Linked DNA regions of Homo sapiens: all the other regions are linked to region 1. The links are chromatin loops, found by intact Hi-C in ENCODE. Cell type or tissue: A673. All regions are shown on one strand. Region 1 has its middle 20 kb from the start of YES1. Region 2 has its middle 24 kb from the start of THOC1. Region 3 overlaps YES1 (YES proto-oncogene 1, Src family tyrosine kinase). Region 4 overlaps CLUL1 (clusterin like 1).

Region 1 (8,000 bases):
TGCAGCTCATGTCATGCTATTCCCCTCCCATCTTCTACTTCTACAACAGGCATTCTCACTTGCTCTTTCTAAATGCAGGTGTTTGACGCCTTCCTCATACCATGTAGGTCAGAATCGCTAGCTGCATAGCCCAGGCATTAGCAGGTTTTCAAAGCTCCAAAAGTGAATTTTTTTTTTTTTTTGAGACAGAGTCTTGCTCTATCACCCAGGCTGGAGTGCAGTGCCACAATCTTGGCTCACTGCAACCTCTGCTTCAAGTGATTCTCCTGCCCCAGCCTCTCGAGTAGCTGGGATTACAGGTGTGTGCCATGATGCCTGGTTAATTTTTGTATTTTTAGCAGAGACAGGTTTCACCATATTGGCCAGGCTGATCTCAAACTCCTGAGCTCAAGCGATCTGCCCACCTCGGCCTCCCAAAGTGCTACAATTACAGGTGTAAGCCACTGTGCCCGACCTCAGATCAATGGTTCTTTTTTTTTTTTTTTTAAATACTTTAAGTTTTAGGGTACATGTGCACAATATGCAGGTTAGTTACATATGTATACATGTGACATGCTGGTGCACTGCACCCACTAACTCGTCCTCTAGCATTAGGTATATCTCCCAATGCTATCCCTCCCCCCTCCCCCCACCCCAGATCAATGGTTCTTAACCCTGACTGAGCAGCAAAATCACTTGTGGAGGCCGGGTATGGTGGCTCATGCCTGTAATCCCAGCACTTTGGGAGGCCAAGGCAGGCAGATCGCTTGAGCTCAGGAGTTCGGGGCCAGCCTGGGTAACATGACGCAACCCCATCTCTGCAAAACTTAGCCAGTGCGGTGGCGCGTGGCTGTAGTCTCAGCTACTCAGAAAGCTGAGGTGGAAGGATCACTTGAGCCGGGAAGCAGAGGTTGCAGTGAGCCAAGATTGCACCACTGGACTTCTGCCTGGGCAATAGAATCAGACCTTGACTCAGAAAAAAAAAAAAAAAGGAACCACTGATCTGAATAAGCCAGACACTGACAATAAATTCTGTATGAGTCCACTGAGGTACTGGAATAGTCAGATTCATAGAGACGGACTAAACGAACCTGCTCTTGGCCAAGAGAACCCCCGAGAAACCTTTTTTTCTTTTTTTCGTGGTGAAGTTTTGCTCTTGTTGCTCAGGCTGGAGTGCAATGGCGCGATCTCGGCTCACTGCAACCTCCACCTCCCAGGTTCAAGCAATTCTCCTGCCTCAGACTCCCGAGTAACTGGGATTACACGCATGTGCCACCACACCCGGCTAATTTTGTATTTTTAGTAGAGACGAGGTTTCACCTGTTGGCCAGGCTGGTCTCAAACTCCCAACCTCAGGTGATCCACCCACCTCAGCCTCCCAAAGTGCTGAGGTTACAGGCGGGAGCCACCGTGCCGGTGAGAAACCTAAAAAACTGAGTTCCCAGCCATGACAGAATGGGAGGGCAGGCACACCTCATTATATCCCTTCCCTTTTGCAGATTTGGCACAAAATCTGACCAGCATTCATGTTAAAATGGAGCTCATAATCCTGACACAATGGACTTTTTGTGGCAATAAGATACGACATTATAAACAGGACCTAAGGCCATGCATGCCAGGCAAGGATTAAGTCATGTACTCCCTAGAATTAAAGAATAAACTATGTTCCCACTGCCATCAGGGTTTTCTTTTTCTCTAGCAGCTAAACAAGCACTGGCCTTGAGATGAGCAATGTTGAAGCAGTTGCAGCTCAGCCACCATCAGACACTTAGACCGACTCCTCGTTCCACCAGCCATCACTACAGCTTTGACTGGACCAGAGACTGAGTTCTGTTACTTTCTCCTGATAAGAGGCCGCCAACTGTGGACTGGTTCTGGCCAGTTTACAGAAGCTGTGCACTTGAGAGGCTTCATGTCCCTGCTTCACCTTTTGATGTATAGGCCCTAATTGTAATACATTTAAATGTTAAGTCTCCGCTCCAAAGTGAACATGGGTCACATGTAACATGCACGTTTGCTACATGCTTCAGGACCCCTTTCATGAACATTCATAGCTCCTCCTGTAACCTGTTGAATATGTATGTTTGGCCAACCCCCTCAGCATAATTCCCGTCTCCCTTGAAAAACCTGCCTTTCAGCCTCTCCCAGAGGCTATACTTCCCAACCTGTCAGAACGGCCACCTTGCAGGCTGTAATCCTTTATTAAAAAAAAAAAAACAACCAAGTCTCCTTCTAAATTTTTTTTTCTTTCTTTCTTTCTTTTTTTTTTTTGAGATAGGATCTTGCTCTATGACCCAGGCTGGAGTGCAGTGCAATCATACTTTACTGCAGCCTTGAAATCTTGGGCTCAAGCAATCAATCCTCCCACCTCAGCCTCCGGAGTAGCTGGGACTACAGGCACACGCCACCCAGCTATTTTTATTTTATTTTTTGTAGAAATGGGGGTCTTTCTATTTTGCTTAGGCTGACCTCAAAATCCTGGGCTCAAGACATCCTCCCACCTCAGCCTCCCAAAGTGCTGGGATTAAAGGTGTGAGCCACCATGCCTAGCCCTCCTTTCTAAATTTACAAATCCTGTGCTTTTTCAGTTGATCCCAGGGACCTGCAGGTTTCTTTGCTATCACTATTTCCTCCGCCTGAAATGACCTCTTCGGCCTTCTTTCCTAGCTAATTCCTGCTCATCCCTTTGGCTCAGCTCAGGGCTGGGGCTGGACTAAGTGGACACTCCGCATTCTCTCTCTCTCGGGAATCTCATTTGTTCCACAGCTTCAGCTCTTATCTACATGTTATTGATTCCCAAATCTATCTCCAGCCCTGGCAGTGCTCCTGAGTTCTGCCTCCCATTGACACTTCCACTGGCTTTCCCTCAAACACCTCAAACCCAACATGCCCAGCACTCAAGTAATCATTTCCCCCTTTGCTATCCTGCTTTTTCTCCTGTGTTTTCTATTTCAAAGACTAGCATCATCACGTATTGTCTGTCTAGTACTTAGAACAGTGCCTAATAGCTACAGTTTTCTCTTTTCCAGAATGTCATATAAATATAGTCATACAAAATACAGCCTTCTGGCCAGGCGCAGTGGCTCATGCCTGTAATTCCAGCACTTTGGGAGGCTGAGGCGGGTGGATCACCTGAGATCAGGAGTTCAAGACCAGCCTGGCCAACGTGGTGAAACCCCGTCTCTACCAAAAAATACCAAAAATTACCTGGGTGTGGTAGCAGGTGCCTGTAATACCAGCTACTCGGGAGGCTGAGGCAAGAGAATCACTTGAACCTGGGAGGCAGAGGTTGCAGTGAGCCAAGATCACACCATTGCACTCCAGCCTGGGCAACAGAGCAAGGCTCCGTCTCAAAAAAAAAAAAAAAATGAAAAATTCCAGAAATAAACAATTAATAAGTTTCCCGCGCTGTTCTGATAACCAGGATGAAATCTCTCGCTGTCCTGTTTCCTCCTGCTTGGGGCTGGTTGTGAATCATCCCTTTGTCCAGTGTCTCCATGCCGTCTACACTACCTGCCCATCAATCACTTAGTAGCTGGCCCAGTTATCAGATCAACTGTCACGGTATTGAAGAGTGTGTGCTCATGTAAGTTTTTTTGTTGTTTTTTTGGGGGGGGTCCAGATTTATAATTTAATGGCTGTGCAGCTTCCAGTCCCTCATTTCTGCTGCTCACGGGCCCACTGCTCTGGGGTCAGGGTTTTCTGTTCAAAGGCATGGATGTGTGGGAGCTCTTCTGCTAGGCACGCATTCACCAGCTGGTGTCTCTGAAGCAGCAGCTGACACCACCAGGACTCGGAAGCTACAGGTTGAAGGTCGTGTCCTCCACCTCCACATGCTCCGCCTCCAGGTCCCGCTGCAGCTTCTCCTGGAGGTAATTGGCGCTGAGTTCCCTGGCGGTAGTCCAGCTGGGGCGGCAGCCCAGCGGGGACAGAACCCCAGCTCGGACCCCTGCCACGCTGCTTTGCGCCCTTACAGGAGCCACTTCCCTCACGTAAGCTTTCTTTGACTTAATGATGGCATCAAAGCACAAGGGTAGGGATGCTGGCATATTGTTAAAATTGTTCGATTTATCACTAGTTATTGTTGTTGATCTCTTCTGTGCCTCATTTATAAATTAACTTTTATCATAGGGATATGTGTGTGTCTATATCTACAAAAAACCGCAGTATCTATAGAGTTTGGTACTGTAGCGATTTCAGGCATCCACTGGGGATCTCAGAATGTATTCTTCACAGACAAGGAGGGACTACTGTATTATTATATGGAGGTTAACCACACTATTAGCAATAGAATTATAATAAAAACTTTCAAAAACATGGCGAAGCTGGTAATAATGTGCCTAACATCCTACAGCACCTCCCTATTGTCGACAGAAAGAGTCAAACTTTCTAAAATATGTGAAGAGTTTTATTCTGAGCCAAATATGAGTGACCATGGCCCATGAGACAGCCCTCAGGAGGTCCTGAGAACATGTGCCCAAGGTGGTCGGGGTGCAGCTTGGTTTTATACATTTTAGAGGGGCATGAGACATCAATCAAATACATTTAATAAATACATGGGATTGGTCCAGAAAGGTGGGACAGCTCAAAGCTGGGGCTTCCAGGCTATAGGTGAATTTAAACATTTTCTGGTTGACAATGAGTTTACCTTGTCTGAAGACCTGGGATTGGGCTGGGCGCAGTGGCTTATGCCTGTAATCCCAGCACTTTGAGAGGCTGAGGCAGGCAGATCACGAGGTCAGGAGTTCGAGACCAGCCTGACCAACACAGTGAAACCCCATCTCTACTAAAAATACAAAAATTAGCTGGGCATGGTGGCGGGCACCTGTAATCCCACCTACTTGGGAGGCTGAGGCAGGAGAATCGCTTGAACCTGAGAGATGGGGGTTGCAGTGAGCCGAGATCATGCTACTGCACTCCAGCCTGGGCAACAGAGCGAGACTGTGTCTCAAACAAACAAACAAACAAACATCCAAAGTGGCCGTCACTAAATGCTAATAAACACTAGAGGGCACAATTGAGTTGTGGAAAATTTCAGCCAATATTGCAAATGAAACAAGGTATGGACTCTAGCAAAAATTAATACACCAGAAAAATGGGTAGTGAAAATCATAAGCTTTGAAAACAATTGCTTTCTTTGTAAATCTGTTGATTAACCTTAGCCCTTTGAGATAATTGAATTAAAGTAGACTTAACACTTTAAATTTAATACCAAGCCAATACTGTATTCCAAAAATAAAGCATAGATACATTGACAAATAGGACTACTTACATCAAAAAACTAGTGGGGGTGTTCTCAGTGTTAAGAGTCAGTTTCTGTCTGAATTTTTCTTTCTTTAGATATTCCTGTCTTCTGGCAATGACGGTTTGGCCATGGAATTCACACTCATTCTAAGCTGGCCACTTGAGAAAGCTTGAAATTTCTAAGGTTTTGTTATTGTAAGAGGTGACCAGATGTTCCAAACATCAAGCTATACAGGAAGCTCTCCACCCACTCCAAATGTCATGCTGAGTTCTCAACAGACTTCCGTTTCCCGTTTCCTTTTTCCCCTCTCTCTGATTTTTTTCTTCAAAGTCTATTCAAAAGCTGCTGCCAAAACCATCTTCCTCTATTGTTGTTCTGATGACATCATTCCCTTCCCCAGCTCCCCTTGTCTTTGGTCTCATGACCACAGTTTGCCTTCATTTCCTTGGGCTGCCACTGTGCCTGCCTCTACCTCCTTTCCCCCTGATTTCCCGCTGCTTCTCACCAACTGTGACGCAGGATTATCACTGCTGATGTCCCAGTGCTGAGGTATCTATTATCTTCTAACAAAGAAGAGTATTCCCATTCCACTACCCAGACTTTCCCAGGTCTCTTCTAAACTCATTTTATTTATGTATTCATTGCTCACGAGTATACTAAGCACCTTCTGCATGTGTTCTAGGTACTAGAGGAGAGAGAGAGAGAGAGAAGAAGAAAAGACATAATCTTTTTTTTCTCTCTTTATGCCAGCTGCTCTGGCCAGCTTAAAAAAAGACAATCTTTAAGATCAAAATTGCCAGGAAGCCATTTAAGTTGGGGCTTTTGGAAACCAACTAGAACTTACTCTCCCTTAGAACCTGAAGGAATGAGTAGCAGGAGAAAATTATACAATGATACAAAATAACTATACCATTCGGGATAGTAGATTTGGGATAATTCTAATCATTTCATCACCTTGAGACAGGGTCTTGCTCTGTCACCCAGGCTGGAGTGCAGTGGTAGAATCACAGCTCACTGCAGCTTCAACCTCTCGGGCTCACGCGAGCCTCTCACCTCAGCCTCCCAAGCAGCTGGGACTACAGTCATGTACCACCACACCCTGCTAATTCTTTTTCTTGCCCAAGCTGGTCTCAAACTCTTGAGCTCAAGCAGTCCGCCTGCCTCGGCCTCCCAAAGTGCTGCAAGTACAGGCTTGAGCCACCTCGTTTGGCCTCTAGCTCAGTAATTAATCTGACACTTGGTGACTGGCATACTGGTTTGCATTTCTCATTCCTCAGTTTCCTCGCCTGTAAAATGGGGGTAGTGACATCTACCTATTCATCTTTTAAGATTGTTATACGGATCAAATGTGATAATAAAATAATTTGAAAAATATAAAGTATTATTTGGCATAACGTAATATTATATTTGTGCCACTGAAATCTAAATATGTCATGATGCAAACATACTGTATATTTTATTGATTGAGTCAACCATCATGTCTTGTTTAGTTGTTCATAGAAACTATTTTAGAATGAAAGGTTAAAAAGGCAACATAATTAAGAAACACAAAGGAAAAGAAGACATTTGACTTCTGCTATTATAACTTCTCCAAAGTTTCATTTCAAATCAAATAAACATTTTTGCATAAATAAAACTTAGTTGTTCTTAAACTTTGTATATTAAAAATATACAGATTTTCGGCCAGGCGTGGTGGCTGATGTCTGTAATCCCAGCACTTTGGGAGGCTGAGGCGGGTGGATCACCTGGGATCAGGAGTTCGAGATCAGCCTGATCAACATGGAGAAACCCCATCTCTACTAAAAACACCAAATTAGTCAGGCGTGGTGGTGCATGCCTGTAATACCAGCTACTCGGGAGTCTGAGACAGGAGAATCGCTTGAAGCCGGGAGGTGGAGGTTGCGGTGAGCCTAGATCACGCCATTGCATTCCAGCCTGGGCAACAGAGCCAGACTTCGTCTCAAAAAAAAAAAAAATATATATATATATATAATATATATATACACACACACACAGATTTTCTTATAGGGCTACAGAATTTAGATACATAACTTATGTTTTTCTCAGAGACAACAATACTAAATATTCTTTTTTTTTTTTTTTTTTTTTTTTTGAGACGGAGTCTCGCTCTGTCGCCCAGGCCGGACTGCGGACTGCAGTGGCGCAATCTCGGCTCACTGCAAGCTCCGCCTCCCGGGTTCACGCCATTCTCCTGCCTCAGCCTCCCCAGTAGCTGGGACTACAGGCGCCCGCCATCGCGCCCGGCTAATTTTTTGTATTTTTAGTAGAGACGGGGTTTCACCGTGTTAGCCAGGATGGTCTCGATCTCCTGACCTCATGATCCACCCGCCTCGGCCTCCCAAAGTGCTGGGACTACAGGCGTGAGCCACCGCGCCCGGCCCTAAATATTCTTAAAATTTTTATCACATGCTTACTACATACCAGGCACTATACTAGGAATTGAAGACAGGAATGTAAATGAGGCTGGGCGTGGTGGCTCATGCCTGTAATCCCAACACTTTGGGAGGCCAAGGCCTGAAGATCACTTGAGCCCAGGAGTCTAAGACCAGCCTGGGCAACATGGAGAAACCACTCCTCTACAAAAAAAAAAAAAAAAAAAAAAATATATATATATATATATACACACACACACATATATATCCATATATATATGTATATATATACATATATATATATATATATATACGTATATATATATATATAAAAATTAGCCAGGCATGGTGGCACGCGCCTGTAGTTCCAGCTGTTCAGGAGG
Region 2 (8,000 bases), 540 kb after region 1:
TGGCAACTTACCCTGGGAGTAATGCGAGGCTGTGGAATCCATAGTTTCTCCCATAAGCTCTTTGCCCAGTGGGTGGTCACTCCTACTCTAGTGACTGGCCAGAACATGACACCCTCTATGGAGCAGATCAGAAAAAATGCCTATAGTGCCAGATCCCACTCTGCCTAGTTTTCAGGTGCACACTTTAGGCTGTGGCTGTTATTGCCCATTTGGAAGCCACTGCTATAGAAGAATGAAAAACCACAATTTGGATTGGGCCAATCCTGGCTCACAAATTGTGTTCCAGCCAGCTGAGACACTGGCATCTCCTAGGAGAAGAGAAAAGTTAAGAAATCTGCAAGAGGTCTGCCTTGTGTTGATTTTTCCAGGGATTTAGAAGTTGCTGGATGCTTCAAAGTATTGAGTGACTAATTTCCCTTCCTTTTTTCTAAAATCTCACATGGTGAGCATTTGTTTCCTGAAAACCTGCCAAAACAATAATTTTTTTCAGAGGTGGCATATTATTTTAAAATGTAAAATGAAGTCCTGATAGCAAATATTATCAATATAGGTACTTGAATCTGCATATAGCAACTTAAGAAGTATTGCCTTCTTTTGGTTTAGGGGCTTGGGGGAGAGAGAGAGAGAGAGAGAGAGAGAGAGAACTTGCAATGTTTCCGAAGTTCTTATATTTCTGAAATTCAGGCTTGCTTATGAGATGAGAACAGTCAATCCAGGACAGTTGGCAACTCCAGGTAAAAATGAGCCTATGATTTTCTTTTAGTTGTGTTATTACACCTCTTGAGCCAGGGTTGCAAACTGGCTGTGTCCTGGAGAAAGAAGAGAACTGGACACCACCCACACCTTCCTTTAGGGAGGCCTCCAGACAGCCTGGAGCAGGGCCATGCTGGAACTGACCATGCCGGGCCTCCCTGAGCTGTCCTGAATCACAGTAGTACCCTCCAAACCAATGTTCACATAAGTCTACTCTGCACAGGCCTGTCTAGGTGCAGATGCAGATTTGCTACATGGGTGCCTGTCCATGTCATAAGAAGTTAGCCAGGAGGATGGTGATAAAACAGTATGGGAAACCACTACCTGTTCTTGCCATTTAGTAAAGGTGTAGGGGGAAGGACTTAAAATTCTTCTATTGGGTACTGTGGTGTGTTCACTAGCTGGGTGATGGGATCAACGAAGCCCAAACCTCAGCATCATGCAATATACCCTTGTAACAAACCTGCACATGTGCTCCCTGAATCTAGAATAAAAATAAAAGGTATGAAAAGAAAAAAAAAGAAGTAAATGTGCACTTAATCTGGAATTTTAAAACATTTTCCAAAAATAATCACAAATCTTATTTTAAAAGAAACTGTAAATGCCTTGTGTATTATGAAATTTCTTTGATTAATAAGTCATGTTATTTATGAACTTTTGCAGGATCAACCTTTCAACCTACTGTACAAATTACCAATTGATCATTTGGGAAAGGAACCAAAGGAAGTCCTTTTCATCACACTAATGCAAAAAGACACACAAAGCATGACCCAGATATTAAAGAGGGGTCAGCACTTTTAGCGGATGCCATTCATGGTTGAACCGAGGAGGCTGCTGTCTGGGAGCCTTAAAAACAAAGAAAATGATGAAGGAAAGGTCGGGGAAAATACTGGCCAGGGTGAGACACAATGGTGAGATCAGGAGGATCTGAAAGGGGTCTGACTTCAATAAAAAGACAAGATGTAGAAGGATCCCATTTTTCTAGCTTCTTCCCCACTCTCCTAAAAATTTGAATCCAAATAGACAGCATCCGTGATTGCAATGTATGTACCCTTTCCATCATGGTTCCATCAATTAGAAGAAGAAGGCAGTAATTAGGATGATACTAGTTGCTATAACAAACAGACCCTTATAATAGTATATAAGGTTCAAAGACAAATAGAAGTTTACTTCTTGCCCTAATTCAGTGTGAGGTAGATATTCCTAGTTGCTTGACAGCTCTCTTCCACATAGTGATTCAGGAACCCAGGTTCTGTCATTTCTCAGGGCTTTGTCATCTTCTGCATCAAGAATCTAGAAAGAGAATGAGGATGAAGAGGGCATATGTGCCTCTTTAAAACCCTGGCTCAAAAGTGACATATAAAAAGCTTCTACTGACAAACCATTGGCTAGAACTCATTTATGTGCTATGCCTACCTGCAAGGGTGCTAGAAATGTAGTCTAGCTACATGCCCAAGAAAAAGAAGGAATAGATTTTTTGGTGAACAGGTAACCAGCTGCTTAGAAGCAGATGAATGCTTTATTCATGTCTGCGTGAATACCTCCTGCTGCACGTTGCAGCGTTTGTGGTAAGTAAACATTAGTGAAATAAAGGAACACTTGAATGACTACTGAAGTCATAGTAATAATAATTATAAAAGCAGTTATTGGGAGCAGATCATACGCACCATTCTAAGTCATTTTCACATATTATCTTACTTAATCCTCAAAATTTTGTGTTGTTTTACAAGTGAGGAAACATGCACAGAGAGATTAAGCAACTCACTGAAAATCATAGTGCTGGTAAGTAGCAAAGCTGGATTTTGAGTCCAGATTTCTTATTCTTATCCACTATGTTTTGCTGCCTCCCAGAGTGTAACTTTTAATCACAACTTTTATTCATGCTCACAAGAAACCAGCTTTTAGAATGCTATAACCCAAAGTTTCGCATAATGTAGTGTAGTGTTTCTCAGATTGGATTCATGGGTGGAGCCCATTGAGATCACTACGACAGTTCTTACGTTTTGGATTTCCATTGCAATGATAACCTTTAAAACAAAACCATGGAAGGTATGAATCCCAGCGTGCACATCTATATATGTAAATACATAATTTTCTATAATTAAACTTAATTTCTAATTTTGAGTCTACCATTCTACCAGGAGGACAGGCAACTTAACCTCAGGTCTCTTTCTTCCCCTCACCCCACATCTCCAGGGTTTTGTCCCAATTTCATGGCCTTTCACAGAGCTCAACACCAAAGGACGTGGGGGTGTGGTGTGGGAGGGATGACATCTGTCTAAACAAGTGGCCCCTGAGATGTGGCCCTCCAACCTCAGCCTAGTGCCTCCCGCTGACCAAATCTAAGCAGAAGCCAAAAGGCAAGAGGGCCCAATTATGCAATTCATACAGGTCAGCCCTCAGGGGCACAGATAAGGGTGGAGATGCAGAGTAGGTGTGGAGGCAGGAATGGAAGATAACCAACACACTGAAGAAGGGTGTACTCTGAAATGCCCCTATCATCTGGAAATTTAGGGAACACAAACCAAGAAGCTTGCGAGCAACAGCTGCTTTTCTTTTTTCTTTCCTTCTTTTTTTTAATTACTTTTATTTATTTATTTTTTGAGATGGGGTCTCGCTCTGTCACCCAGGCTGGAGTACAGTGTCGTGATCTCGGTTCACTGCAATCTCCACCTCTGGGCTTAAGCCGTCCTCCTGCCTCAGCCTGCCAAGTAGCTGGGACTTCAGGGGCATACCACAATGCCTGGCTAGTTTTTGTGTTTTTTTTTGTAGAGACGGGGGTTTTGCCATGTTGCCCAAGCTGGTCTTGAACTCCTGGGCTCAAATGATCTGTCCACCTTGGCCTCCCAAAGTGCTGGGATTACAGGTGTGAGCCACCGTGCCCAGCCCAGTTGCTGCTTTTCTGACCAATCACATCTCTCCAACAAGGTCATCAGCATAGAACCCAAGCACCTGCTTGAGTGGCTGGGGCAGGAAGAAAGGGAAGAGCTGTAGAAGAAAATCACAGAGAGAAATCAATCAATAATTAATTTCTCAGAACACTGTATCAGCAATATTAACACATTGTTTAAGCCTCTGGATGACCATCTGACAATGTTACTGCCCCCCAGAGTTCAGGGCTTGCATTTGCCTATAACAATGTACTAGAACCAAGTATTTCTTCATTCATCAACTCCTACAGTCAGGAAATATTTACTGAACACCTTCTATGTGCCACGCACTATTATAGATACTAAGAAAACGACAGTGAAAAAGACAGACAAACGACCCACCCTCAAGGAGTAGACATTCCAGTAACATAATTCTATTTTTATTACCATGCACTAATGAAACAAGACCAGAGGTGGTGTTAAAAGAAAAACTTCAGCCAAATTAAATTTAAAGGAGTTTCATTGAACAATGAATGATTCGCCAATCAGGCAGCCCCCAGAATCACAACAGACTCAGACCAGGGGTGCCTCATGGTCAGAACAGATTTATAGACACAAAAAAGTAAAGTGACATACAGGAATCGGCAGTGAGGTACAGAAAAAGCTGGATTGGTTACAGGTTGGCGTTTACTTTGTTTGAACACAGTTTGAACACTCAGCAGCGTATGACTGGTTGAAGCACAGCCGCTGGGATTGGCCGAGACTCATCTATTGTTACAGGCACATACTCCTAAATTAGGTTTTTAATCTTGTCTACTAATTAATTACGTTAGGTTAGGTTGCAGTTCATCCACAAGGACTCAAATATAGAAGTATGGAGTCCTTCTCAGGCCATATTTAGTTTGCTTTAACAATGGATTTCATAATAAAATAATCATCTGAGTCCAGCAGAGGCTAAATTTTATCACGATGTGCTGTAAAAATCTTGGATTTTTCACAGTAGTTCAAAGAGAAAATAATAACGTCAAAATGGAATCATCCCACAGCAGATAGAAATGCCAAGCCGTAGAGAACAGCTTTAAACTTTAAACATTAAAAGTGATGGCGAAAACCGCAATTACTTTTGCATCAATCTAATATATTGCGAGCCTCCATTTCATTTCAACAAAATGATATTCATTGCCCATTAGTAACGTTAATTTGAATTTTGAATTTTATTGATGCTTTGTTCCCATTTAATTTGTATACTTAGATTTAGTTCTGTGGTTTTATAAATGCCATAGGCATGAGATGTTTACATCTAGTTTTATGCTTGTTTATTTAAGAAACATAAAATAATTTTAGTCAACAGAAGGGGTCTGTGGAAATGTCTTCCTTTAAAACAAAATTTATACCTCATCCAAATTTGGAAAACCCTGGGGTAGTACGATCAGCCTTGATCTTATTCAAATCCCAGCTTCCTCACTTACCACCAGTTTATTCAATCTCTATCAGTATCTATTTCATCCTCTATATAATGGAGATATTAATACATTATAGGGATTGTGCTGGCAATTGAATGAGAAAAGGCATGTGAAAAAGTTGTCTGGGGCCAGGCCCAGTGGCTCATGCCTGTAATCCCAGCCCTTTGGGAGTCCAAGGCGGGCAGATCATGAGGTCAGGAGTTAGAGACCAGCCTCGCCAACATGGTGAAACCCCATCTCTACTAAAAAATACAAAAATTAGCTGGGCATGGTGGCGTGCACCTATAATCCCAGCTACTCGGGAGGCTGAGGCAGGAGAATTACTTGAACCCAGGAGGCGGAGGTTGCAGTTAGCCAAGATCTCATTGTATTCCAGCCTGGGCGACAGAGCAAGACTCTGTCTCGAAAAAAAAAAGAGTTGTCTGGTACTTGGCACATCCTCGGTAAAAGCTGATTTACATTCTTTCTGATAACATTTTCAAAATGAATGATAAAAAGAAAATACTTGAAATGGGAACTAATAAGGCCATATCTTTAAAAAAGTCTTCTCAGGAAAATGGAACCATAATTTAGCCTGGAAATTTCCAGAGTCTCAGCACCTAGAAAACTGATATACATGCAAATAAAAGAAAAAAGGAGGAAGAAGCAATAGCTAAATAAGAAAGGCAATATTCATGCTACAAATCTAAGTGAAAGTCTAGCTCCAGTTTTGTGGGGTTTGTTTGTTTGTTTGTTTGTTTGTTTTTACTTTAAGTTCCGGGATACATGTGCAGAATGTGCAGGTTTGTTACATGGGTATACATGTGCCATGGTGGTTTGCTGTACCTATCAACCTGTCATCTAGGTTTTAAGCCCCGCATGCATTAGGTATTTGTCCTAATGCTCCCCCTCCTCTTGCCCCCCACCCCGACAGGCCTCTGTGTGTGATGTTCCCCTCCCTGTGTCCAAGAATTCTAACTGTTCACCTCCCACTTATGAGTGAGAACATCTGGTGTTTGGTTTTCTGTTCCTGTGTTAGTTTGCTGAGAATGATGATTTCCAGCTTCATCCGTGTCCCTGCAAGGGACATGATCTCATTCTTTTTTATGGCTGCATAGTATTCCACGGTGTATAGGTGCCACATTTTCTTTATCCAGCCTATCAGTGATGGGCATTTGGGTTGGTTCCAAGTCTTTGCTATTGTAAATAGTGCTGCAATAAACATACGTGTGCATGTGTCTTTATAGTAGAATGATTTATAATCCTTTGGGTATATACCCAGTAATGGGATTGCTGGGTCAAATGATATTTCTGGTTCTAGATCCTTGAGGAATCGCCACAGTTTCCACAATGGTTGAACTAATTTACACTCCCATCAACAGTGTAAAAGCATTCCTATTTCTCCACAGCCTCGCCAGCCTAGCTCCAGTTTTTTTTTTTTTTTTTTGAGATGGAGTCTTGATCTGTTGCCCAGGCTGGAGTGCAGTGGCATGATCTCTGCTCACTGCAAGCTCCGCCTCCTGGGTTCACGCCATTCTCCTGCCTCAGCCTCCCAAGTAACTGGGACTACAGGCGCCCGCCACCATGCCTGGCTAATTTTTTGTATTTTTAGTAGAGATGGGGTTTCACCGTGTTAGCCAGGATGGTCTCGATCTCCTGACCTCGTGATCCACCCGCCTCGGCCTCCCAAAGTGCTGAGATTACAGGCGTGAGCCACCACGCCCGGCCTGTTGCCCCTTACTTTCAAAGCCCTTTTGGTCTTTATGTCTGCAAGGGCTTAAAGTTCATTTCAAATCTTGCCTTTAAATATGGCTCCTATTTGATTTGTTAACCCAAGTAATGGCTTTGTCTGTTCTCTTGGCCCTGTAACTCTCTTTAACTTGGAAACTTCAGTTACTACTTTAATCAGCATTTTCTCTCTCCTAGTGACTTTAACCCTCAGTTAAGAGAGATGGACTTATTTTGCTCCTCTTGGAAAGAAGAATCACTTCCTTATTGGGGTTCAACCTAAAAATGGACTTCCACATTGCTTAGGGTAATGGTTCTTTTAGTGTAACATCGGCAATTCCCTCTCCAATCCTCTGCCCCACTCCCACACACACATTTTAAGAAAAACTTCTCAAGACTCTGACTCTGTAACTGAGAGCAGGGGCAATGAACAGAACTGAATGGATCAGGGAGGGATAACTACAGCTTAATTTAAGAAGAGGCTTTTTTTTAGATGGAGTCTCCCTCCCTCTGTCACCCAGGCTGGAGTGCAGTGGCATGATCTCAGCTCACTGCAACCTCTGCCTCCCAGGTTCAAGCGATGCTCCCGTTTCCACCTCCCAAGTAGCTATGATTATAGGCACCACCATGCCTGGCTAATTTTTGTATTTTTAGTAAAGACAGGGTTTTACCATGTTGGCAATAGCTGGTCTCGAATTCCTGACCTTAAGTGATCTGCCCACCTCGGACTCCCAAAGCGCTGGGATTACAGGTGTGAGCCACCATGACTGGCCTAAGCTGAGTCTTAAATAAAGGAGGATTTGACCAGTTACAGGAGAGGAGAAAGACATTCCAAGAAGAAGCAAAAACATATGCAAAAGTTATTAGGTATGAAAGGAACTGAGAGTAGCTGAGACTGACTGGTGAGTAAATGGGTGTGAGGAGAGGAAAGATGAGAAAAGTATAATATAGTCACGTGTTGCTTAGCAATGAGGATGCGTTCTGAGAAATGCACTGTTATGTGATGTTGTTGTGCAAATATCCTAGAGCATACTTATACAAATCTAGATGGTAGAGCCTACTGTACATGTAGGCTATATAGAATAGCCTATGACTACAGCATGCTACTGTACTGAATACCATAGGCAATTGTAACACAATGGTAAGTGTACATCTCAACCTATCTAAATATAGAAAAGGTATAGTAAAAGTATGGTATAATAATGTT
Region 3 (8,000 bases), 90 kb after region 1:
AGGTGGAGTTTTGAGAGACACATTGAGTAGTTAATATATAGAAATACTGTAAGAGTATATTCTAACAGTAATATTTGTGATATTACTATTTAATCAATAAAACTCTTACATTTTCCTGTATTTTGAGCCATGTTCTCTAGCTATTCTTTGTCGTCCAAACCTATCCCAGTCCATTCTTACTGACACTTCTGTATAATTTTTCTGAACCTCATACTTTTCAATTCAAAACACTTAATTTTTTTCCAGATGGTATTTTGGCAAAATGGGGAGAAAAGATGCTGAAAGATTACTTTTGAATCCTGGAAATCAACGAGGTATTTTCTTAGTAAGAGAGAGTGAAACAACTAAAGGTATGAATATTGTTATATTAGTATAAGTATAAAATTTCTTGGGGCAGTATTTTGAGAAAGATATAGTGAAAGTATTTATTTTTCACCCAGGTGCTTATTCCCTTTCTATTCGTGATTGGGATGAGATAAGGGGTGACAATGTGAAACACTACAAAATTAGGAAACTTGACAATGGTGGATACTATATCACAACCAGAGCACAATTTGATACTCTGCAGAAATTGGTGAAACACTACACAGGTATGTGAATATTTCAAAGGTAAAAATTATTTCTTCATATTCTAGTTTATGAGGACAAAATCCATATCCTCATTTCTCTTAAGATTTAACACACTTATTTACACATAATACATGCCCAATAAATGTCTGTTGTATTCTAAAGGGAGGAACAGGTAATACTTAGTACTTGCATTGTGCTACTCAGATAATGTGCTAATAGACTCTCATCATTTGGGTCCTTATATCTTACTGGCATAGTATTTACATTGGAGTTCATTTCACCACATGTACCTTATGAAAATAAACCTAAAAGCAAATATTTATGGGCACTTAGTAAGTAAAACTAAACATTGGGTAACAGAAAAAGCTATGTCAGAAGGATTACCTTCCTCTGCATGGGCTGGATCGCATAAGCTTTCCTAAAGTATAAATCCAGTGAAATTTGGTCTGACGATGCATTTTTCTTATCCTAGAAAATTAACCTATAGCAATTATAGACATTTTTGTCTTTCAAGGACCTCTGAAGGTATTTAATATTAGAATCTTCTGTCTCAAAATTTTTCATTACCAATTTGGCATATGAATGCACCTGAAAGTCTTTACATGATTAATACTAGGAGAGGGGATGTTTCCATGGTAATGTCTTCAATGACAGCTAGCTGCAAACTGAGTCTATCAAGTCAGCCAGCAATCTTGACATTGATCAAGCATGTTACCAAGCAGTGGCATCACTTGTAATTGCCTTTGTCACAATGTGAATTTATGTGGTTATTTTAGTGAGAATAGGAGAGAACATGTCTCATTTATAATAAGAAAGATTGTATAAGCAGAATTCATAAGTCAAGCTGTTATGAATCTAGGGTTCCCTGACTTTGTGTCTCCCTTATTTAAAAAAATCAGTCTCCTGTTAGGCATGTGGATTGTGCCTTTAATCCCAACTACTGATGCAGGAGGATCACTTGAGGCCAGGAGTTCAAGAACAGCCTGGGCAACATAGCAAGACCTCATCTCTTAAAAAAAAAAAAAAAAAAAAAAAAAAGGCCAGGCGTGGTGGCTCACTCCTGTAATCCCACCACTTTGGGAGGCCGAAACAGACAGATCACTTGAGGTCAGGAGTTTGAGACCAGCCTGGGCAACATGGCAAAACCCTATCTATTAAAATATAAAAAAATTTAGCCAGGCGTGGTGGCATGCACCTGTAGGCTCAGCTACTTGGGAGGCTGAGGCAGGAGAATCACTTGAACCTGGGAGGTGGAAGTTGCAGTGAGCTGAGACCACACCACTGCACTCCATCCTGGGCGACAGAGTGAGACTCCATCTCAAAAAAAAAAAAAGAAAAAATCTCCTAAATGATCCTAAATGAACTTTTTCCTTGATTTTTTGGTATGCCTCTTACAAATTAGTGGCTATTAGATAATAACATTTAATGATAACATTCTCTTTGAGAATTAATAAAACCCAGTGTACAAAGGCAGAACTTTGGAAGCAGACAGACCTAGATTTGAATCCCATCTCTACCATTTACTAACTGCAGGGCCTTAGGGGAAAGTTGCGTATGTTTTCAAAGCTTCATTTATATATGAGATACTTGTGAAGTGCTAATTTAGCACAATAGTGGAACATACTAAGTATTTAGTAAATAATAACTTAAAAAAATATATATTTTAAGTTATACTAAGTATTTAGTAAATATACTAACATATCTACTATATATTAGTATATACATACTAAGTAGTAAATACAATATATTTACTATATATTAGTATATACATACTAAGTAGTAAGTAATAACATGTATATATATATATATTTTTTTTTTTTTCGAGTCAGAATCTCACTGTGTCACCCAGGCTAGAGTGCAGTGGCGCAATTTTGGCTCACTGCAACCTCTGCCTCCTGGGTTCATGCGATCCATCTGCCTCAGCTTCCTTAGTAGCTGAGACTACAGGCATGCACCACCATGCCCGGCTAACTTTTGTATTTTTAGTAGAGACAGTGTTTCACTGTATTGGCCAGGCTAGTCTCGAACTCCTGACCTCGTGATTCATCTGCCTCAACCTCCCAAAGTGCTGGGATTACAGACGTGAGACACCTTGCCCGGCCTTAAAAATAAATTTTACAAAATGTTTCACTTATGTATATTTCATGTTTTGCTGCTTATGGACAACTCCCTTTTTGTTTTGTGCTTTTAGAGTAAAACTCGAAAGGACTTCTGTTTTTGTTTTTCTACAGTTTAAACTTAAAACATTGATACACTATATGCCCCTTAATTTTTGTAATTGATATTACAGTATAGTTTATTCATTTATCTAGAACATGCTGATGGTTTATGCCACAAGTTGACAACTGTGTGTCCAACTGTGAAACCTCAGACTCAAGGTCTAGCAAAAGATGCTTGGGAAATCCCTCGAGAATCTTTGCGACTAGAGGTTAAACTAGGACAAGGATGTTTCGGCGAAGTGTGGATGGGTAAGAAGCCTGAATTTTTGTTTTCTGTCATTGTTTAGCTGTGGATTAAAGTGCAACAATTTATGATAAAATATGTTTCAATATTTAAGAGAAGTGCTGTTCACTGAAGTTTGGTCTAAAATCCTTTAAAATATAAATTCCTAAAATGTGTTATTTCTTTAGGAACATGGAATGGAACCACGAAAGTAGCAATCAAAACACTAAAACCAGGTACAATGATGCCAGAAGCTTTCCTTCAAGAAGCTCAGATAATGAAAAAATTAAGACATGATAAACTTGTTCCACTATATGCTGTTGTTTCTGAAGAACCAATTTACATTGTCACTGAATTTATGTCAAAAGGTATGTATTAGTATCTCCTTAGGTATTTGTGTTGATAATGTTTTTAAGAGTCTTGATTTGTATGCATATAGACTTATACTGTTTTCTAATTTAAGATTTTTATGTAGACATATTTGGATAGAAGAAACCTGACACTTTGTTTAATGGAATAGTGATTATCCAGTTATTCCAGAGGATAGTATGACGTTTAAAAGGAAAAGTAGGCAGGCTGAATTAATTTTGAAATTAAGTTTGACTAAAACAAATGGAAAAGCTAGAAAGGTGAAAAATAGAAAGTGTTTGTACACATTTAATTAAAATGATAAAATCAGAAAGATACTTACATTTTTAGTACTAAAGCAAAGAAATAAGGTAAAGTTAAAATGAATTAGTTTTCTCATTTTAATATAAACATAATTCCTATATTCAGGACTTCTAGGAACTTTTTTCCCCACTGCTTTCTTTTTTTTTTTTTTTTTAAATAGAGACTGGGGTCTCAACTATGTTGCCCAGGCTGGTCTTGAACTCCTGGCCTCAGGCAGTCCTCCCTTTTTGGCCTCCCAAAGTGCTGGTATTACCAGCATGAGCCACTGTGCCTGGCCTCCCCACTACCTTCAATGGAAGTTTCTTCATTTTCCTTAACTCTAGACCACAAGATGGGATCTTCAGTAACAGGGTTAGTTAGGGGGAGGATAAAGAGAAGATTGATACTCTTTCCTCTTTTTCCCTGTGCAGATGGTACTTAGAGGAACTAGTAAGTCAGCAGATAAGCTGACAGGCCTGATTTTTATGTGTTTGATTTCATCTGCTTTATTATTATTTTTACTCTTGAACCAATAATATACAGTAGTCACTAATTATGTCACCCTCTCCAGTGGTGTGTCTTGGTCAATGATGTAGTTCCATCTAGTGGTGACAAGGACAACTACAAGTTACATATTTGCTGTAGGAAAATTTTTCCCCTCAAAAGGGGACTGAAACCAAAAGTTAAGAAATTATACAGCCTATTAATTGATAGCCAGAACACACCTAAAGACCCAAAGCACCTGGCGCTCTTTGGAAGGAATGTCTACTGCAAACAGTTGCCAAATATGACATTTTTTTGTTTGTTTGCTTGTTTGTTTGTTGTTTTTGTTTTTTTGTGAGGTGGGGCCTCACTCTATCCCCCAGGGTGGAGTGCAGTCACATTTCTCTGCAGCTTGGACCTCCCTGGGCTCAAGCGATCCTCTCATCTCAGCCTCCTGAGTAGCTGGGATTACAGGTGCATGCCACCACACATAGATAATTTGTGTATTTTTCTACAGATGGGATTTCACCCTGTTTCCCAGGCTAGTTTGGAACTCCTGGGATCAAGCAATCAGCCTGCCTTGGCCTCCCAAAGTGCTGGGATTACAGGTGTGAGCCACCACACCCAGCCCAAATATGCCCTTTCAAAGAGTATATTAGATGAACCAGAGGGGAAGGGAGGGCCAGGCATGGTGGCTGACCTGAGCAACATGGTGAAACCCCATCTCTACAAAAACTAAAAAAATTAGCAGGACGTGGTTGCACACACATGTATTCCCTACTCAGGAGGCTGAGGCATGAGGATTGCTTGAGCCCAGGAGGTTAAGGCCATAGTGAGCTGTGATTGTGCCACTGCACTCCCATCTGGGGTGAAAAAATGAGACTGTCTCAAAAAAGAAAAAAAAAAAAAGGAGAAAAGGACAGGGAAGATGTTTAAATCAAGATATTGGAAGCAGGCCAGGCACAGTGGTTCATGCCTCCAATCCCAGCGCTTTGGGAGGCCGAGGCAGGCAGATCACTTGAGGTCAGGAGTTCGATCCCAGCCTGGCCAACATAGCGAAACCCCGTCTCTGCTAAAAATACAAAAAACAGCTGGGCGTGGTGGCTTGTGCCTGTAGTTCCAGCTGCTCGGGAGGCTGAGGCACGAGAATGGCTTGAGCTAGGGAGGCAGAGGTTGCAGTGAGCCAAGATGACACCGCTGCACTCCAGCCTGGGTGACTGAGTGAGACTCCGTTTCAAATAAATAAAGACTTTAACAATTAAAAAAGATATTGGAACATAAGAAATATAATGAAGGTAAGGCTAATAGCCCATTTAGCTCTGTATATTAATTTTAAGAATTATTTAATTGGGAGAACATGGTAAAATTCTGTGTTGTCAGACCACTGGGTACAATTATTTCCAGGCGGGAGAGATTTAGAATACAAGATAACAAAAGTCCTTTCTATTTTTAAAACTCTTTAATTCCTCATTTTGGTATTCACTTAGCACTTGTCCCTTTATAATCTGTCCAAACTCATTGTCCCATGCACTCCAGCATAAACCCACTGTTCTGCTCTTTGTTTTCATGATTTTTTCATGTTTTCTCTTTGACCTGGAATTTGGTCTCCCTAGCTCTGGACCAGTCCACCAACTACACTTCCCCGATCCAGTTTATGGTCAGGCATTCCATTTAGTTGTCATTTCTATTTAGTCTCCTTTAATCTAGAGCCATTCCTCAACCTTCCTCTGTCTTCCATAGCATTGTTACTTCTGAAGAGAATAGACCACTTTTATGTTTTAAATGTGCCTTAATTTGGTTTTGTGTGATGTTTTCTCTTGATTATAAGCCTTAACAAATAATAGTGAAGCCGTAATCAGACTTCTAGCCTTTTTCTTTGCTGTTATTCATAGTACTTTGTAGTTTTCAGAGAGAGAGCTTGGTCACAGCAGTAGTTCCACAGCGACTCATTTAGCTACCTATATTTAGTTTTAACCACACCCAAGATATTCCTAGTTGTCTGAATTCTTGATTCAGATTTACTTAAAAATATGTAAGTATTTAATACTACTTTTTGAATCAGAATTGGGATATTGATCAAAGCGAGGAAAAAATGCCTCTTGTCAGGTAAAGTTAATGCATTTTCTTTTTTTGCATGTGTTATCAGAAGTTTTCAAAATTTCAGCTTAGAGACCTCTTCTAGGACCTAGATAATTATTTGGAAACTGCAAAACTGCACAAAATTTAAAAAAAATGAAAAGCTAAGAAGTTTTGTGTTGTGATTTGGGGTGGAGGAGTATTCATTTCAATCCTAATATAAGATTTGCTTATTTTTTATGAATATCTTGCTGTCTGTTACAGGAAGCTTATTAGATTTCCTTAAGGAAGGAGATGGAAAGTATTTGAAGCTTCCACAGCTGGTTGATATGGCTGCTCAGGTATCTGTATATATACATGTATCCATTTGAATTAAAAGTGTAAATTAAAATGTGGAATAATCTTACCAGAATATTATAGTATGTGTAGTGAAATGGTGGGATTTTATTTTTATTTTTTATTTTTTAGAGACAGCGTCTCATTCTGTCACCCAGGGTGGAATGCAGTGGTGCACTGATAGCTCCGTGCTTGAAGAGCCTTGAATTCTTGGGCTCTAGCAATCCTCTCGCCTCAGCCTCCTGGGTAGCTAGGACTGCAGGCACAGGCCACCATTCCCAGCTAATTTAAAAAATTATTTTTTTTGTAGACACAGGGATCTCTCTGTGTTGCTTAGGCTAGTCTCAAAGTCCTTGGCTCAAAGGATCCTCCCACCTCAGCCTCCCAAAGTATTGGGATTACCTGGCCAATAATGGAATTTTAGAACTGGCAGGAACGTCAGAGATAATCCAATGTGAGCTCTTAATGATACAGATTAATGAAGTATCAAAAGATGAGAGGTATCTAAAATTCACAAAACTTGTTAGTAACAGAACGAGTATTAGAACCAGCTATCTAACTCTTAGTCCAGTGGTGTCCTGTATCATACGGTTTCTTAGAAAATAGATGTTTCCAGGCCAGGTGCGGTGGCTCACGCTTGTAATCTGAGCACTTTGAGAGGCCGAGGTGGGTGGGTCACTTGAGGTCAGGAGTTCGAGACCAGCCTGGCCAACATGGTGAAACTCTGTCTCTACTAAAAATACTGAAAATTAGCCAGGCGTGGTGGCGGGCGCCTGTAATCCCAGCTACTCAGGAGGCTGAGGCAGGAGAATCGCTTGAACCCGGGAGGCGGAGGTTGGAGTGAGCCAAGATCTCGCCATTGCACTCCAGCCTGAGCAACAAGAGCGAGACTCCATCTCAAGAAAATAGATGTTTCCACAAATGTAAAGTCTATATGTATTTATATTTCAACAGATAATTTTAAGAAAATTAAAATGGATGAGGGCTGTTCCAAAGAAAATATTAGTAATCTAAAGTGTATGCTGAATTTTTTTTTTTTTTTTTTTTTTGAGATGGGAGTCTCGCTCTGTCACCCAGGCTGGAATGCAGTGGTGCAATCTCGGCTCACTGCAAGCTCCATCTCCCAGGTTCACACAATTCTCCCGCCTCAGCCTCCCGAGTAACTGGGACTACAGGCGCCCACCACCACCCCCAGCCAATCTTTTGTATTTTTAGTAGGGACGGGGTTTCACCGTGTTCGCCAGGATGGTCTTGATCTCCTGACCTCGTGATCTGCCCGCCTCGGCCTCCCAAAGTGCTGGGATTACAGGCGTGAGCCACTGCACCTGGCCTGAATTTGTTATTTACTATAGTCCAACACAAGAATTAAGATGGTATATATACAGTTTAAAATGGGACTTTTTTACTCTTCTGACTTTTTGTTTTAAATATATAGTGAAAAC
Region 4 (8,000 bases), 210 kb after region 1:
AACCCCTGTCTCTACTAAAAATACAAAAATTAGCCAGGCGTGGTGGCGGGCACCTGTAATCCCCACTACTCGGGAAGCTGAGGCAGGAGAATTGATTGAACCCAGGAGGCAGAGGTTGCAGTGAGCCGAGATCACACCAATACAGCCTGGACAACAGAGCAACACTCCATCTCAAAAAAAAAAAAAAAGAAAAAAGAAAAAGAAAAATAGATAGAAGGAGCCCATTTTATTTTTCATCTCAGAGGGGAGCAGCCTTCAACCTGGCTTAGGGGTCAATACAGTGACAAAGGAAATGCAGATCCTACACTTGACCCTCGTGGCAATTCTCATTCTCGAATGCGGTATCTAACTTACTCCATAGAAGCCCACAGAAGATATCTGCCGCCTTAAAACATAAAGCAGCATTGTGTCTCCAACATGGATGCCATGAGGCATGATTAGTGTTGGTAGAAGGCAATTCTTATCTAATATTTCTGTAGTTTGGGGTTTATGAGCATTTTTTGTGGTTTTATGCATACATTTTATGATTTAAGGAATGATTGTAGTGATTCAGAGGAGGGCACTAAATTGCTCTGGTTATATGTGAGAGTGGGCTTCTCAAACTGGGAGTTGAGGATTCCAGATCAATTTTAAAGAAGCTCTCTGATGCTTTAGCAGAATAGAGCTGAGCATCTACATGAGCTTTAATAAATGAGGGAAATGGCCATGCATGGTGGCTCACGCCTGCAATCCCAGCACTTTGGGAGGCCAAGGCGGGTGGATCACCTGAGGTCGGGAGTTTGAGACCAGCTTGGCCAAGATACTGACACCCCCGTCTCTACTAAAAATACAAAAAAATTAGCTGGGCGTGGTGGTGCACAACTGTAGTCCCAGCTACTTGGGAGGCTGAGGCAGGAGAATTGCTTGAACCTGGGAGGCAGAGGTTGCAGTGAGCCAAGATCACACCACTGTACTCCAGGCTGGGTGGCAGAGTGAGACTCCGTCACAAAATAAAATAAATAAAGAAATAATAAATGAGGGAACTGGTTTTTTTTTTTCAAGTTCTCAACCTATTAGCATTTTTTCTTTCTGCTTTGAAAATTTGCTCTAGAAAGAGTTCAGTTCTCAACGATGATGGAAGAGGGATGGTGTTTAGCAGACTTCAAAGCTTCTTTTAAGAGGCTCTGAAACATTTTCCATAAATTGTCTCTTCAAGAAATGCTATACAATGTGACTCAGAAATGTCTACCATTTCTGAAGCTAAACAAAACTTGACTTTAGTGTAAACCTCTAAGTAAAAGTAATCTTTTAATACTTGCCTTTGTCTTGTTTTGGTAAATCTTCTATTGCCTTCAGCATCTTAGTAATTGTTTCACTGACACTTTCATAAATAGAGACACTGAAATTACAAAACAGCTGGAAGAAGTTGGGAATGTCCCAACATTGCTCAAGATCTGCTTTTGTCATCGGCTCTTTAGAGAAAGCTGGAAAAAAGTAAGGCTCAGTTAGGTCTGTATCTGATATGAAATGTGATTGAAAAGTCTGGTCAAACTCTTGCTGCATCTGTCTGAAGACGTTAAAACTCCTGTTAAAGAGAGAATTCACATCCACAGTCAACTGGCTGAACACATCCTCCATTTGGGTCAATTGTGCATCTTCCTCAATGAGCTTTTCACTGATGGGGAGATCTTTTTCATTATCTTCATGGAAAGGAAATAGAAATTGATATATCTTCCTGAAAAACCGTTCAATCTGTGGAGTAGAGTAGGGGACAGAAATGGAATAAAAAATTATTTTCTTTCTCGACTCTTTCTTTCTTTTCTTTCTTTCTTTCTTTCTTTCCTTCCTTCCTTCCTTCCTTCCTTCCTTCCTTCCTTCCTTCCTTCCTTCCTTCCTTCCTTCCTTCTTTCCTTCTTTCCTTCTTTCTTTCTTTCTTTCTTTCTTTCTTTCTTTCTTTCTTTCTTTCTTTCTTTCTTTCTTTCTTATTTGAGATGGAGTCTTGCTCTGTCACTCAGGCTGGAGTGCAATGGCACCATCTCGGCTCACTGCAACCTCCGCCTCCTGGGTTCAAGTGATTCTTCTGTCTCAGCCTTCCGAGTAGCTGGGATTACAGTTGCACACCGCCATGCCTGGCTAATTTTTTTTGTATTTTAGTACAGACAGGGTTTTACCGTGTTGCCCAGGCTGGTCTCGAACTCCTGAGCTCAGGTAATCCACATGCCTTGGCCTCCCAAAGTGCTAGGATAACAGGGGTGAGCCACTGCACCCGGCCCTGGACCATTTCTTATTGCAAATTTTAAAGTCAACTTACAGTAGTCATTTCAAATCAAGAATAATTCTGGGCAAGCTAGTATGAGGCAATTAACTTTAAGATAATTTCTTAACCCTCTTATACCTGACTTTGCCTTTGCCTATGGAAACAGGATCTGAAATTTCTCCTGGTTTACATTGCCCACCAATAGCCTAAAAAGGTCAAGTTTTCACTTTGGGAGGCCAAGGTGTGTGGATCACCTGAGGTCACCAGCCTGGCCAACATGGTAAAACCCTGTCTCTACTAAAAATACAAAAATTAGCTAGGCGTGGTGGTGGGCGCCTGTAATCCCAGCTACTCAGGAGGCTGAGGCAGGAGAATCACTTGAACCCAGGAGGTGGAGGCTGCAGTAAGCCAAGATGGCACCACTGCCCTCTAGCCAGGGCAAAAGAGCCAGACCCTGTCTCATGAAAAAAAATAAAGAAAAGAATTTGGGTGGATTGTCTGCCTCTCCCTCTACCAGCTTCTGTTTACTTGACTCTTCATCCACAAAAACAAACCTTTAAAGCCCCAAGAAATGTTCATAAGATCACACAACTGACCCAGATGGGAATGGTCCCCATATCTCCTGACTTCCTGCTGGTGCTGATTACACCATATTCTGGTGTATTAGCAGGCGACAGTAGCTCTAAAAATAGAGCAGATGCAATTAATAGTGGAGGCAAATTAACTTGGCGCATTCATTATCTTAGTAGTTGCTCCCTTTGTAATTGAGTACGGCATTGCCAAGCCAGGAGCATACCCTAATTAGTATGTGCTCTAATATGGAGCGTGAAATTCCACTCAATTTTGTATTCAGCTCACTTCTTGAAGGGGGAGAAAAATCTAGCTTAATTGGAGCCGTTAGTGGGGCAGAGCTCATCCTATTCAGGTCACCACCCTCTGTGATCCCTCTGCTCAGAAGATAACCAAAGGGTACAAAAAAGAAAACATGCCAGTCCTACATACATGGGTAGGGCAAAAGGGGACATGAAGGGGTGTGTGTGTGTGTGTGTGTGTGTGTGTGTGTGTGTGTGTGTTATGCATAAGGAGGCAAGCATGTTGAAGGTAAGATTTGGGAGGCAGAGAGTATCTTTAAATATTTGGCCTCCAGAAGGAAAAATTAATGTGGATTGAAATCAGAGACTGCAATGCTATGATTCCAAATGCAATTTGGTAAACATTTACTGGATGCCACCAATGCATAAGTGAAGACAAATAAGATATGATCCCTGCCCTCAAAGAGCTTACTATCTAGTGGGAACATGTTCACAAATAACAAATACAAGGCAGAAAGCCAGGATATTTTAAGAGATGCATTCAGTGACCACTGAATGGGTGCTCTACCTTATAAATTGCGTATACACAGGTGATGGTATGTAAACATTAGTATTAGATTCTAGAAAGCAAAAGGCCCCTATCAGATCAGGCATCTCCGTTCTAAATATTAACATAAATTAATAAAAAAGTAAGCTGAAATAGGTGCCTCAAGAACTGTGAAATCTTGAGCTCTCTTTTTCTCTTACCTTATTTTTCACAGAGGACCAGCTAGGTTGGCAGGTTGTATAAATTCTCATGCAGTTATTTTCCAGGCAAGACCTGCATTCACCCCAGGAATCTGCCAAAGACTCCCGGCATAGCCTTTCTTCTTCCTCCAGATGTTCTTGAACTTCATTCAGAAGTTTCAGGGCCTCCTAGTTAAAAGTAGAAACAAAAGTCCAATTTCCATTTCATAATCTATGTGCACCTTAGTTGATTTCACCCTTTGAAATGTATACATTCTAAACTGCTTTTTCATTCTTTCTCCTTCAGGTGCCTCGCAGCTGTCAGATCTCCCCCAAAGCTTTCTGTTTAGTTTAAGAAAAGAGCACTGATTGATTCCTATTGAAGACTGTAAATCTTATTCATCTGTTCATTCATTTGTTCAATAAGTATTTACTGAGTGTTTGCTATGTGACAGACATTACTCTAGGTGTGGGTGACCTGACAATGAAGATGCCATCCCGATCTGGGAACAACTGTGATTTACCTATTTACCGGTAAGTCTGTCTTCAATTCTCATCCACTGGTGCATGGGGAAAGTGGGCTTTACAGTTTATAAAGCTGGTACATTTTAATTCTTTCATTTATGCTGTCTTTAATTGTTGTATATCCTTAAACATTGCAAGAAAGTACAATTCTTGTATGTCAAGTTAAATGTTCCCGTTGAGTTACATTGTAATTGCCGAGACGCAGGATGGCATCTCTGCAATTAGAATGTAATATAATAAATATATTTATATATAATGTAATATTAAATAAATATAAATGGGAATATAAACAAGCTTTGTTCTTCTTGTTTATATTCCCAGTGCTCCCCCTTGTGGTGCTTGCTGTACTTGGCCAAGTCCTGCTCTGGGTGGTGAGGAGCCCAGCAGCAGTGGCACCTGTCCCTGCGAGCCTCAGCCCTGCCCCTGGAGTGCCTCACGGGTCAGCACCATGGTGCAACAGACCTTTCTTCCTGTGCCCCTGCCCAAACCTCTGGCTTCCCTGCAAGTGTGGACTTCTGAACCCCAGCCCCCTCCATGCCGAGATATCGTGCAGGGGAATGAAGTGAGTATAGTGGATCTGGCCATAAGAAGACAGCCTCAGAGCTAATGGAAATGACCCTTTCCTGGAGTATTAAGCCCAAAGAATCACCTGGGCACTGACAATCTTCCACATCTTCTCTGCCTGGCTAGGATTTGTCAGTTGTCCTCATTGTAAAGTTTGGCTGCTAAGCCACGTAGCATTTGGTATGATCCACGTAAGAAAACTGCCAGGGCCCCAGCTTGCCAATATACATTTTGACCCAGACAGGAGTGTGTGTGTGTCCTTGGACTTTGTAGAACAATTTTGGAATCTTACATCTTTTTTTTTTTTTTTTTTTTTTTTTGAGACAGAGTCTGGCTGTGTCGCCCAGGCTGGAGTGCAGTGGTGCAATCTCAGCTCACTGCAACCTCCATCTCCCAGGTTTAAGAGATTCTCCTGCCTCAGCCTCCCCAGTAGCTGGGAGTACAGGTGCGTGCCACCATGCCGGGCTAATTTTTGTATGTTTAGTAGAGACGGAGTTTCACCATTTTGCCCAGGCTGATCTCGAACTCCTGGCCTCAAGTGATCTGCCCAGGTTGACCTCCCAAAGTGCTGGGATTGCAGGCATGAGCCACCTCACCTGGCTGAATCTTACATCTTAAAGTGGTTGTTTTTCGGCAGGGTGCAGTGGCTCACACCTGTAATTCCAGCATTTTGGGAGGCTGAGGCGGGTGGATCACCTGATGTCAGGAGTTTGAGAACAGCCTGGCCAACATAGTAAAACCCTGTCTCTGCTAGAAATACAAAAATTAGCTGGTCATGATGGTGGGTGCCTGTAATCCCAGCCACTTCAGAGGCTGAAGCAGGAGAATCGCTTGAACCCAGGAGGCGGAGGTTGCAGTGAGCCAAGATCGTGCCATTGTCCTTTAGCCTGGGCAACAAGAGTAAGACTCTGTCTCAAAAAAAAAAAAAAAGTTGTTTCTCCAAGGCAAGTAACAATACCTCCAGGATTTTCTCAATCAGTCCCAATTTTACATATTCTGCTCATTGTCCTCATAAGCCAAAATCCTAATATTCCCAATTCCAAACTACAGTGGCTGTGTACCCTTGGGCAAATTACTTAATACATATAAGCCTTAGTCTCCTCATTTGCAAATAAGAATAATAGGAATAACAGTATCTACTTCTCAAGGTCTTTGCATTAAATGAGCTAAACAAGCAAGGCATCTATTATTATACCTAGTATCCATTATCATAGGCAAGACATCTGTTATTATAACTAGTCCAGTATAATAACTAGTATCTCTCAGGCTTCCTTCCATTCACTGCCCAGAAGCAGGACAAAAAACAGTTACCAAATCACAGGTCCCAAGTTTTGGAAGTGAAACATTGCCATGGAAGAAGTAGACCTCTGTCTAGTAAACATTCCTAAGGAATATCCTATCGACGCCTTCCGTTTCCTGCTAGACATTGTACCAACTGGCAGATTCACGCTTATAACTCTATTCCTATAGATGACAGTTTATCAAAAGCGCTATATTAACCTGGCATTGAGCCAGGCATGGTGGCTAGTGCCTGTGATCCCAGCTACTCGGGAAGTGAGGCAGGAGGATCCCTTGAGCCCAGGAGTTCAAGACCAGCCTGAGCAACATAGCAAGACCCCATTTCATTAAAAACACATACAAATAAAACCTGATTTGGAGGTCAAGTCACTCTAACCTTCTCTAGGGTTTCCTACTTAATAAGTTTCAGATAGTCTCACTAAATATTAATAAGGAGGGGTGGAGGAAGGGGACAGTGAGGATGCTGGGTCACCACTGAGCAGTACTCTTGAGAATGGGTGGGGCTCAATACTGGGAGACTAGGGTTGCTAACACCATATTTGCCAATTCATAATTTGTCTAAACTGACCTTTATTCTAGGCTTTAAGTAATTTTAGGGAGGGATACTCAGGGTTAAACAGATTTTTTTTTTCCGATTAACTTTCTAATTGAGTGCCTCAAACTTAAGAGTATAATTCAATGAATTTTTGTACAATAAGATTTTTAAGAATAAACAAAAATTCTACTAGTTGCTTGGATTCTTCAGGGCCAGAAGTGAAATCCACATTTGCTTACTTGACCCACCCAAAGTGGAATATTCTTGTTAAAGCTGTATACCCTGTCCTCCTTGCCAGGAGGTTCAGGGAAGTGAGAAAAGCGGAAAATCACTGGGTCCCCCGTGCACACATCTGCTGACTTTATCTCAGTTCATTCATTACAGTGTTGGAGTAACATGTTAATTAACAAACATCTCAAACCCCAGTTTTCTTAGCTATAAAATGAAAGTAGTGGTTTACCCAGATGTTCAAAACATTCCATGTGATAATGTGTTTTGTGAAGAGTGTATGAGTGCTATCTAGTGTCTCTATTCCCAGATGGCCAGGCTCACAAGCCCACCAGGGAAGATCCCAGCTGGAGGGGCTTCCACATTTTCCTGATGAGGAGCTATTTTAGATTTCCTCAAAATCTTTTGATTGCTGCCAAAAGGGAGAAGGGTTTGCAGCTGCTGGTCAGGCATTCTCCTTTCCTTGCCAGAACCCTGACTGACTCAGGGCAGTAGGTGAGGCTGCAACATCAACCAGTCCGGTGACGCTGACACACAGCTTTGGGGTCAGCCTGTCACACTACCCGGCTCCAGTTGCTTAACGGACTCCCAGAGGCCATGATCCTCAGAAGTAAAAAGATGTAAGCAGCAATCTGGAATTCAGTGGCCCCCAACTTTATAGATAGAGGGATAGATAGAAAATATTAGAACTTCCACTTGTATTTTTAAATTAAAAATCTGACTGGGGTGGGGGGAATGGGGCATTGTTTAATATGTATAGACTTTCAGTTTTTGCAAGATGAAAATAATTCTGGAGATTGGTTGCACAACAGTATGAATGTATTTAACACTACTGAACGTTACACTTAAAAATGGTTATGATGGTAAATTTTGTTATATGTATTTTACAACTTAACATTTTTCAAAAAATAAAAATAAATTTAAAAAGTAATTTACTCTCAACATTAAAATTGAAAATATTTTCCAAATTATTTTTGTTACAGTTTTAATTTCCTCTTTGATTTAAGGGTAATGTTTGAAGATAACCTTTTTTAAAAAAGTCATTGTTTTGAGTGTGATGTTAATTATTAATGTC

What was found. Peaks named below come from ENCODE experiments on the same cell type or tissue, not always from the same donor. Only the 100,000 strongest peaks of a DNase experiment are listed, where the experiment ranks them.
Region 2: it touches region 1 in a loop (5-fold over the local background); 22 of 110 quality-filtered maps call a loop at or near these places.
Region 3: it touches region 1 in a loop (6-fold over the local background); 102 of 110 quality-filtered maps call a loop at or near these places.
Region 4: a loop joins it to region 1, with 7 times the contacts of the local background. A loop is called at or near these places in 96 of 110 quality-filtered maps.

Annotation. Positions count from the first base shown.
Region 1 is chr18:828,109-836,108 of GRCh38, reverse strand. It overlaps the pseudogene BOLA2P1. Among named protein-coding and RNA genes, the nearest start is that of YES1, 20 kb to the right of the region's middle. RefSeq lists an enhancer at 5,219-5,785. In A673, CTCF peaks have their summits at 3,732 and 4,983 (motif pointing right); DNase peaks (open chromatin) are centred at 5,018 and 5,618; H3K4me3 peaks cover 1,225 bases; H3K27ac peaks cover 2,468 bases.
Region 2 is chr18:288,335-296,334 of GRCh38, reverse strand. No RefSeq gene overlaps it. Among named protein-coding and RNA genes, the nearest start is that of THOC1, 24 kb to the right of the region's middle. In A673, a CTCF peak has its summit at 3,859 (motif pointing left); no DNase peak of the experiment used is centred here.
Region 3 is chr18:738,298-746,297 of GRCh38, reverse strand. It overlaps YES1 (YES proto-oncogene 1, Src family tyrosine kinase), which reads left to right. Exons shown (of 12, transcript NM_005433.4): 5 at 247-350; 6 at 441-590; 7 at 2,883-3,038; 8 at 3,201-3,380; 9 at 6,487-6,563. Among named protein-coding and RNA genes, the nearest start is that of ENOSF1, 30 kb to the right of the region's middle. RefSeq lists an enhancer at 4,305-4,374. In A673, a CTCF peak has its summit at 4,278 (motif pointing left); a DNase peak (open chromatin) is centred at 4,227.
Region 4 is chr18:620,828-628,827 of GRCh38, reverse strand. It overlaps CLUL1 (clusterin like 1), which reads right to left. Exons shown (of 10, transcript NM_001393344.1): 5 at 3,796-3,963; 6 at 1,299-1,731. It overlaps LOC105371952 (a long non-coding RNA gene), which reads left to right. Exons shown (of 7, transcript XR_935082.4): 6 at 4,082-4,308; 7 at 4,621-8,000. Among named protein-coding and RNA genes, the nearest start is that of CLUL1, 28 kb to the right of the region's middle. In A673, a CTCF peak has its summit at 4,635 (motif pointing left); a DNase peak (open chromatin) is centred at 4,637; H3K27ac peaks cover 378 bases.